2 separate regions of the Homo sapiens genome follow, and region 2 is linked to region 1. Evidence: read pairs that join two places in POLR2A ChIA-PET (ENCODE). Cell type or tissue: PC-3. All regions are shown on one strand. Region 1 overlaps LAMA3 (laminin subunit alpha 3). Region 2 overlaps LAMA3 (laminin subunit alpha 3).

What was found. Peaks named below come from ENCODE experiments on the same cell type or tissue, not always from the same donor. Only the 100,000 strongest peaks of a DNase experiment are listed, where the experiment ranks them.
Region 2: POLR2A ChIA-PET joins it to region 1 with 5 read pairs; 2 of 35 experiments call an interaction of 5 or more read pairs at or near these places.

The regions. Positions count from the first base shown.
Region 1 is chr18:23,768,949-23,773,948 of GRCh38, reverse strand. LAMA3 (laminin subunit alpha 3) reads right to left here. Exons shown (of 75, transcript NM_198129.4): 9 at 362-452. Among named protein-coding and RNA genes, the nearest start is that of LAMA3, 82 kb to the right of the region's middle. In PC-3, no CTCF peak of the experiment used is centred here; no DNase peak of the experiment used is centred here.
Region 2 is chr18:23,846,497-23,851,496 of GRCh38, reverse strand. LAMA3 (laminin subunit alpha 3) reads right to left here. Exons shown (of 75, transcript NM_198129.4): 31 at 4,989-5,000; 32 at 3,829-4,033. Among named protein-coding and RNA genes, the nearest start is that of LINC02958, 130 kb to the left of the region's middle. RefSeq lists an enhancer at 3,500-4,345. In PC-3, no CTCF peak of the experiment used is centred here; a DNase peak (open chromatin) is centred at 2,136; H3K4me3 peaks cover 479 bases; H3K27ac peaks cover 4,087 bases.

The DNA.
Region 1 (5,000 bases):
GCCTCCAGCCCAAAAATTGAAATTATTAGAGATCATAGAAACATGTCAAAACAACAGAAAATGGAGAAACTAACATTTATCACAGGCCTAATATGTGACAGGCCCAATGGTAAGTATTTTCCTACATGCTTTTGATTGCATTTTATTTAATCTTATGAAATACATTATCATTTCCATTTACATGCAATAAATCCAAAATTCAAAGAGACTGTGTAAGTGACTGAGGTCACATAGCGAGCACAACTAATACTCTGAAGAGAGAGGGCATGAAGGAAGTTATTAACTGATCCAAAGTTAGCCTGATGACTTCGCTGAGGCAGTACACACAGGCTAAGATACACCAACTTGAAATGAAACTTACGGATGCAGCCATCAGGGGCATCCACTGGAACCCCATAAGGGCGGTAATAGCCCTTAGCACACTGTTCACAGTTTACTCCAGCTGTGTTGTGCTAGAAAGAAACAAAAGAAACTTAAAGGAAGGGTTCTGGGGAAGACGATTCTCCTTATTTTGTGCTACTCACCCAGAGGAATAATTCTGTCATATACAATTGTAATTTTGAAGTCACTGAAATAATAATTTAAAAAAGCATTAATCTTGACCTTGACCAAAATTTACCATAGGATTGGCTTAATCTTGGCTCTGGAATTTTTTTCTTATTGGGAGAGGAAAGGAAACATTCCATCAACTGGACAAGCCCAGGCTTTATCCTTGATCGAAGAATTTGCTTTAATGAAGCACCTGACATGTGAGTGAGAAAACACTGAAGAGGACTGTTCTCGTAGCCTCATTCAGAAGAACTGACGAATGGATAATGAATCGCACAGTTTAACCCAAGGGTCATGTGTGCATTTACACCTTCTCCAATTTTGGAAGGAATAACATATACAGATCCTTGTCTCTCTTCGTTCTAATTTTATCTGTGCTTTAGTCATAAAACCCTTTTCTGAATACCTCTGTTTCATGAATGGAAAATGGAGGCATGAGTCTCATACACGGAGCTCATTTTAAAGTACAATACTAGGCAGCTCTTTCCAGTTCATGGTTAATCCTTGTAATTGCCACATAATTAAATTACCCAACATGCATCATCAGTTTCCAAAACTATGGATCTAGCTCATTTCTGCCTCTTTTGCTCTAACTTGGGAATAATTAGGAGGACAATGTTCTTTCACTAATGAAAAGAAAGGCAATAAGAAGTTAACAAGAACAAAAACACAATTTGACCCACACAAAAGTCTGCACAGAAACACAGAGGGAGAACAAAGACCCATTCTGTATCCTCTCCTGTTTTAGATAATTTTATTAACTACAGACTTTTCTTTATTACCGCTCATTTTCCCATAGGCTAAAATCTGAATTCACTTTAATGTTGAGGTCTAAAACCACATTGGCCACTTCTGTGACTTGAAATTTACATGCATAAACATGGTGGGTAAATCAGAAACAGCTGTGGCCCACCTTCCCATCCGATGTCAATTAACCCTCAAATCTGTTGTTTGCCACTGTTTCTTACCATAGACAGAGGACATCAGGTTAACTAGACTGGAAATAGTGAAACCAACATAACAACGACACAACTAGGGAGTGAGTTTAAGACTTAGATCAGCCCAGGTGCAGTGGCTCACGCCTGTAATCCCAGCAGTCTGGGAGGCCAAAGTGGGTGGGTCACAAGGTCAGGAGTTCAAGACCAGCCTGACCAATATGGTGAAACCCCGTCTCTGCTAAAAATATAAAAATTAGCCGGGCATGGTGGCACACACCTGTAATTCCAGCTACTCAGCAGGCTGAGGCAGGAGAATTGCTTGAACCCAGGAGGCAGAGGTTGCAGTGAGCCGAAATCACACCACTGCACTCCAGCCAGGGTGACAGAGCAAGACTCCGTCTCAAAAAAAAAAAAAAAGACTTCGATCAGAAGTCACATCTCTGTGGAAGAGGTGAAAGACTTTGTTTTAGTTCATGGAGATAAAGTATCTTCATGCATCATCTCAAACAATGGGGATAATCTTCAATCTTAGTTAAGAGCATCAATATTTAAGGGAAAAGAAATCAAGAAGGAGTCAATCCAAAAATGTTGTGCTCCTGGCTTTCTTCTTTCATTACTCTTTTCTTTCAACATTTTATCTTGAAAAATTCCCAACTTTACAGTGAACACCTTTACACTCCCCCACCTACAATTTACCATTAATATTTTACCATATTTGCTTTATCACATAATTATCCATCCATCCATTCCTCTATCCATCCACTAATTCATCTTATCTCTTACGCATTTCAAAATAAATTGCAGCTATCAGTCACTTTCCCCTAAATACTTCACCATGCATTTAACTAGCTGGAATTCAGTATTTGTTTACAGTTTTTTTCTTCTGTTATAAAATTTACAAGTGCAAAAAACTTATAAGTGCAAAACTATTAATTGTACATCCACTGAGTCAAGACAAATGCATACATCTGTGAAATCCAATTCCTTATCTAGATATAGAGCAATATCATTACCCCAAAGTTCCTCTTTCCCCTTCACAGTCAATCTCCATCATCAACTCTTCAAAGTCAACCACATTTCTGACTTTCTCCACTATGGACTACTTTTACCTGTTTCAGAATTTCATTTAAATGGCCCTGATACTTTTGGGTGTGTGTTTTTTCAGTCGTCATTCACTGAGCATAATGTTTTTAAGATTCTTGCATGTCGCTGCATCCATCAGTAGTTTCTTCCTCTCTGTTGCTCCACAGAGTCCCATTCTATAGTTATGCCTGAGTTTCTTCATCCATTCTACTATTGTTGGTCACCTGGGCTATTTCTAGTTGGGGGTATTTGCATAAAGCTACTATAAACTTTTTGAAAACAAACATTTCCATTTCTTATGAATAAATGCCTATGAGTGGAAATTGTGAGTCATGGGATAGGTGTATGTTTAGCTTTATTTTTTTTAAATGGCCGTTTTCCCAAAGTAGTTGTACCATTCTGCATTGTTATCAACAATGATGAATAGGTGTGGTTATTCCACATTCTCACCAAAATTTGATGTTGTCAGCCTTTTTAATAATAGTCATCCTTTAAAGCTGAGGAAAAAATAGCAATCCTGGGGAGTATGTAGTAGTATGTCATTGTAATCTTAATTTGCATTTCTCTGATGACTAATAATGTTAAGCTCTTTTTTTTGTTTTGTTTTGTTTTGTTTTTGAGACAGAGTCTCGCTCTGTCGCCCAGGCTGGAGTGCAGTGGCGCGATCTCGACTCACTGCAACCTCTGCCTCCCGGGTTCACGCCATTCTCCTGCCTCAGCCTCCCGAGTAGCTGGGACTACAGGCGCCCGCCACCATGCCCGGCTAATTTTTGGTATTTTTAGTAGAGTCAGGGTTTCACCGTATTAGCCAGGATGGTCTCAATCTCCTGACCTCGTGATCCGCCCGCCTCAGCCTCCCAAAGTGCTGGGATTACAGGCGTGAGCCACAGCACCCGGCCTTGTTAAGCTCTTTGATGTACATTTATTGGCCATTTATATATCTACTTTTGTCAAGTAGCTATTCAAATCTTTTGAATTTTTTTGAGGTTTTTTTTTTTATAACTGAGCTGTGGAAGTTCTTTGTATATCCCAGATACCAACCATTTGTCAGGTTTATGTTTTGTGAATATTTTCTGTCTGTAACTTGCCTATTCATTTTCTTAATAGCATGTTTTGTTTTGAGCAGAAGTTTTTAATTTTGATAAAATCTAAATTGTCAATTTTTCATGGTTATTGTTGATGTTTTTGTCTAGTTTTATAAATTGCCAATAGGATGGTATTTAAATCTCCAACTATGATCATAGAATTGTCTATTTTTCCCTCTAATTCTGTCAAATTTTGCTTCATGTATTTTAAAGCTCTATTGTTAGATGCAAACACACTTATGATTACTGTCTCCCTGATGAATTTACTCTTAGCATTACGAAATGTCTTTATTTGTGTTAATGCTCTTTGTCTTAAAGTTTACTTTGCCTGATATTTTTACTCTATCCTTCTAATGTTTATTGTTTACATAGTATATTTTTTCCCATTCATTTACTTTCAACTTGTCCTTATATTTAAAGGTAAGTACTTGTGAACAATATAGTTGAGTCTTGCTTTTTTATTCATTCTTATTGCTTCTGCCTTTGAATTGGAGTGTTTAGTCCATTAACATTTAGAGTATTTTTTATAGAGCTGGATTTGGGTCTACCACTATTTGTATCTATTTTCTGCTTGCCCCTTCCTTTTGTGTCTGGTGTGTGTGTATGTGGTTTTGTGTGTGTGTGTGCTTGCGCACATGCATGCACTTCATCCCCTGTTCCTTCATTTATCTATTTTTTGGATTATTTGAATGTTTTTAAAATTACCTTTAGAAGTATCTATTGGCCTTTTAGCTGTACCTCTTTGCATTATTTTGTCAGCAGTTGTTTTAGGGACTACAATATATATCCTTCACGTCTCACAGTCAAATTAGAGTTAATATTGTATTATTTTTTATGCTATTGTTGCATATGTATTATATTTACATGCATTTTATAAATACCATGAGACAATGTCATAAATTTTGTTGTAAGCGGCCCTACATACTCTAATTTTTTCCAGCTATATTGAAGTATTATTTACAAAATATTCTTTTATTTTCCTTTTCCATTATTTATTCTCTCCTCTAAAACATTTACAAATGGGATTGAGTAAAGGAAAATAATTACAGATCATTGTATTACCATAAAAGGGCAGAGATTTGGAAATAAAGAGGGGTTGGGAAGGTAGGTAGTTTCCTAAAATTCTTTTTCCAAAAAAAAAATTCAACTCTAATTTTAGATTCAGGGGGTACATGTACAGATTTGTTAGCTGGATATATTGCATGGCGCTCAGCTTTGGTGTATGATTGATCCTGCCACCCAGGTACTGAGCATAGTACCCAATAGTTAGTTTTTCGACCCTTGTCGCCCTTCTTCGCTCTCCCCTCTAGTAGTCCCCAGTGTCTATTGTTTCCACCTTTATGTC
Region 2 (5,000 bases), 78 kb before region 1:
ATCCTTATTTTACAGATGAAGACCTAAGGCCCAGAGGACAGAAGTAATATACCTGAGGTCACCCAGAGAGTGAGCGGCAGAGACAGGACGCAACTCACACCACACATCTTCTTGGTCTGGAGGCAGAAGGAGAAAAATGAAGCCAGTGAAATGGCCAGAGAAGCATCATCAGAGAGGTTAGAAGAAGATGCCAGTATTACAGGAGACGAAGGACGACAGAGGTCGTGCAGGTGAGAACCCTGAGCTCCTTCTGTGTGGCTGTTACAGCCGTCACCACTGTGTCAACAGCACATCCCAGCGCCTGCACACTGCCTGGCCAGCCTCACAGATTATTTGATGAAGTGCATCAAAGAAATTGCCTCTCCAAGTTGTTAGGGCTCAGGAATTGATGCCTAGCTGGAAGCCCTTCTGTTCTGAGAACACCAAGTCGATGACCTTTTCTGGTTTTTAATTTCTCCATTTAACACAAAGGCTTAGTAAATCTGAGTGGAGATAGAGGGAATCCCCAAATCTTTCCTGTGGCTACTACCCTTCTGAAAAGGCATGAGGTACACGTGGCTTCACTGGATGTCCAGGTGGACTGCCATCTCCTTTGATCAATCTGAAAATAGCTTGGACGCGGTCAACAGTACTGCAGCTTTTACTACCAGGGATCTCCAGCTTCCTCACGTCTGACACAGATGGATAAAGTCTTCCAAAAATATTCTAGCCCTTTTGTATGTTCAGAGAATCTGATGGCACATATCTTCCATTACTAGGAGCAGATGCAAATTTACTTTTTCATCGCTATAAATAGATATATGTGCTGTCTTGTTGTGCTAAAAAAAATGAAGTTTTGATCAATATAAGCATCTTTTTGATCTTGATAGAATTGGCCAGAATAATAGACCTTTCGATAATTACACAATATAGTCCGTGATACAATCAGAGATTGAAAAAGAAATGGAATCAGAATTTTAAATTTAGATAGGAAGTTAGAGATGATTTTACTAAACTTCATTTTACAGAGTAAGAAGCTGAAAGCCAGGCAGACAAAATGACTTGCCCAGTCTCATAGCTAGGACTTGCCAAAGGTGAGTCGAAGGCTCAGTTTTATGGTTCCAACTTATTGCCTCTAAAACTACAACACCAGGTTGACTAAGTAAAGAGTGAGTATTGTAGATTGCTAAAATTATTTTTGTAATTCATTTTAAAGTAGATGAATATTTGTAACAGTTTGATTTTCTTATAGTATGATAAAGTTGAATGCTTATAAGTAGTTAAATACAATTTGAGAATTGCAATTTTTCAGCTTTGCAGTTTGTGATGATTTGTACAACTGCAGGACAAGACTGTGAAAGAATGTGTTTTCCTTTTTCTCATAAACTCTAGGTATCTCTGATTATTTCTTTTACATGAGCTTTAGACTCCTCTAAACATATTCTTCATAAAGGAAATTTTCTAAGGAGGAAAAAAATAGTTTTTCCTCTAATATTTATAAAGAAGTAATCCCTTCAGGCAATCAAAAGCTTTTTCAGCATTTACACTGAAATTATCATGGGCAATTTGTGCAATTTACAGTAATGTAAATTTTCTTACATTTTCTGACAAGGCCCTTTTATGACAAATCTACTTTGATCATGGGAAGATGCGTTATCCCATTAGATTATTATAGTCCCTTTCCTAAGGTCAAAGTAAACAGTTTTACATCTTGGTTTAAGTGTAATACAAGTCAGCAAGATTCCATTTCTGTTGATGCTGTCAGGTTTGGGCAAAACTTACTATAGACATGCCTCCATCCTGAGTTAGGAATATTCCAGTCTATTAAATTATCATTGGCAGTGACAGTTTGTTAAAAATAAAATTCTTAGGGATTTTTACATAAAATACTGCAGTAAATCCATCCATCACCTTCTGGTGCCTTAACAAGATTAAAACATTTTTAAAAGCACTCTTGGTTTTCTTTTTCTGTGACAGCAGCATTGAGAAATTGTGTGTGAAGTTCCATTTGCAGCGATTTATTGTTGACAAACCACTCCCTTTGAAAACTCTACTGCTTCTCTTCCTGCCTGAAAACTGATTCTCCATCTCCCCCTTGGTTCCTTTGCTTCCTGTGATTAAACACAGGTATCCCCTCTGGTTCTTGAGTGACTGAGCTGACTCAGGCAGGACTCACACCTGTGGTTTTAAAGACTTGGAATATTTCATGATTTGAGTTTTTCTCCCAGCTTCCTTACAAGGTTCCAGTATTATCAAGGAGTTGGGAGGCACCAGATAACAATTAAAGGTGTGGTTAAGGGGCCTTTCTTAGAAAAGCAAACATTGCTGCTATAGAGAGTTGAATTGTATCCCCACAAAAGATCTGTCCAAGTTCTACCCCCCACTACCTGAGAATGTGACCTTATTTGGAAACAGGGTCTTTAGAGATGTAATTAAGTTAAGATGAGGTTATACCAGAGTACGGTGGGCCTTAAGCCAGTATGACTGGTGTCCTTATAAGAAAATGAGAAGAGACAGAGACACGTACAGAGAGGGAAACGCCACAGGAAGACAGAGACACACAGGGAGAACAGCATGTAATGGCGGAGGCAGAGGTTGCAGTGATGCAGCCAACAGCCCAGGGACTCCCCCAGGAATACCTGCACACCAGAAGCGAAGAGAAAGGCATGGAACAGGTTCTCTTGCAGACCCTCCGGAAGAAACCAACCCTGCCGACATCTTGATTTTTAATTTCCAGGCTCCAGAAATGTGTAAGAATAAATTTCTGTTATTTTAGCGTTGTTTGTGGCATTCGTTAATGGCAGTCATGGGAGACTACCACAGCCACCCTCAAGTGGGAGTCACTGAGGCCTGTCCCCAGCAGCCATAGGCCCTCTTGGCTCTCACACCCAAATTACGGACTCCATAATATCCATGTGCCTGGGGTGCGTGCTGAAGGGAGTGGGGTGCATGGTGAAACTTCTGCTTTCCCCTGCACGCTGCCATCCTGGCCTGGCCTCTGACTCAGTTTCCCCAGCATATCACCACTGATCTAATTCTTACCAGTCTCTCCTTCTAGGAGCCATACGCTTTCTCTGGCCCCTGCAGCCCCCACCCAGTCCTGCTGAGATCAGGCTTGTCACCTGGAACCATGTGACACCGGCCTCCACATTCCAATGCAGCCTCTGAATCAAACCTCTCAGCAATGCAGCATCTGCATGAGCCGAGGTCTCCACCTGTCCCTTAGCAATTAAGTACTGGACTGCTCAGCGATCCTCTGAGGGCAGCCCCACTCTCAGGCCAGGCTCTCCAGCCTGTCTCCTGTTCACCCTGACTCCCTCCTCACTCCCACCAAGCCCTGCTGTGGAGGCCTCAGCTCCCCTTCCAGCCCAAATCAGCTAGGTGGGATTTCAGACTCTGTCACACATTGACCTTAACCACACTGCCAGCGAACCCTAGAAGGAGGGTATGAAGCTCATACCTAAATACAAATGGACAGGTGCTCACCACAAGGCATCCCAGCAAAGCACACAGATACCTTCATTATGCATGTATCATTCTTCTCCCACTTCTGCCTCATGGCACACACAGAACACAGTCCCATAGTGACAGCATGCTGGAGTCAATGGGCAAGGCTGCTGCCGGCCCAAGATGACTGGTAATCTGTCCACACAGGCTCTGCCCAGTTCTGAGCCTAAGGGACCAATCACTCCACCCACTGCAACCCATCCTGTCTGGGAAGCTCATGCCGAGGTCAACACAGGGCACCCCTGGACAGGTGGGAAGTGGAAAGTGACGATGACCAGTGTGTGGGCAGATGGCACGCGACCTCCCTGTGACAGAAGCAGACAGGCTACTCCCCCAGCTCACCTGCACTGCCCGCTGTCCCGGTCACACTCCGGCATGGCAGCCTCGATGGTGCCCCTCCTGGAACAGTTGCAGCCTTCGCAGCCGGCCATGGGGTGGAAGCTGAATGAGTGTGTCTCACACACCTCACACTGGGGCCTGACCGTGCGGGGAGGGCAGCGGCACTGCCCCGTCATCTCTTCACAAAGGCGCCGACCACAGCTGCACGCTGGCCAGGGGATAAAGAAATACCATGTGAGGGTCAAAGGCCGCCTGGGCTCCAGCAGCACTCCACCAACTGCCAGGCTTTCCAGAAGCCTCCAAAGGGTCAGAGAGAAATATTTGGATCTGAAAGGCCCATTTCTTGGAGTCAAGACCAACCACACCAAATGCTCATGGCAGACAGTGTGGATGGGGATTGAGGAGCCAGCCAGATCCAAGAAAGACCCTCCAAGGAGCCCACCTCGCTGCCACTGTGTGCCACTCATATGGGGCCTCTGGACCATTGAAGGATTCTGGAAATTGGTAGGAGGCTGCTCTCAGGCTCCCTGAAGTGGCTCCACATCCACATCACCCCAGTACCCTGTGCGTCCAGAGCCCAGGGTCAGGGCACAACCTGGCAGCAGGGTTCTTGTTCCTTGGCCTCTGCATGGGGACTCTGCACACTGCATTTCTCACTGCAGTCACGTGAAGTGAGCTTACCCTACCCCTCGGACCACAAGATGGTTCTGAGATAAAGGTCCCATGGGTTCTCATTCAGTGAGTAGCACTGCCACATGACCCTGGCTGTCCTATCTCAACTGAGTTTGGGTTGGGCCAAAAAAATGGAAGGGGCTTCTGTGACGAAGGGGATCAAGCTCTCCAAGATTCTGAGGTTTAAGACTTGTCACACTCACCTGCTTTGCCAAGTGCATAGGCCACACAGCAGGGGAGTCACAAATACTTATCTTCTAGAACATTGCTACTTAGAGTGCGGTCCATGGACCAGCAGCATGGGCATCACCTGGGTGCTTATTGGAAATGTAGAGACTCAGGCTCCAGCCCAGTCTCCTGAATCAGAATCTGCATTTCTCCAGATCTCCAGGTGAGTCTCTAGCACAGTGCCACTGAAGAAGCCTGCTCCTGGTAAGCATCATCCACACGGGACCAGAGCAGAACTTGGGTGATGGGAAACGTGCACTTACGCTTGCAGCGTG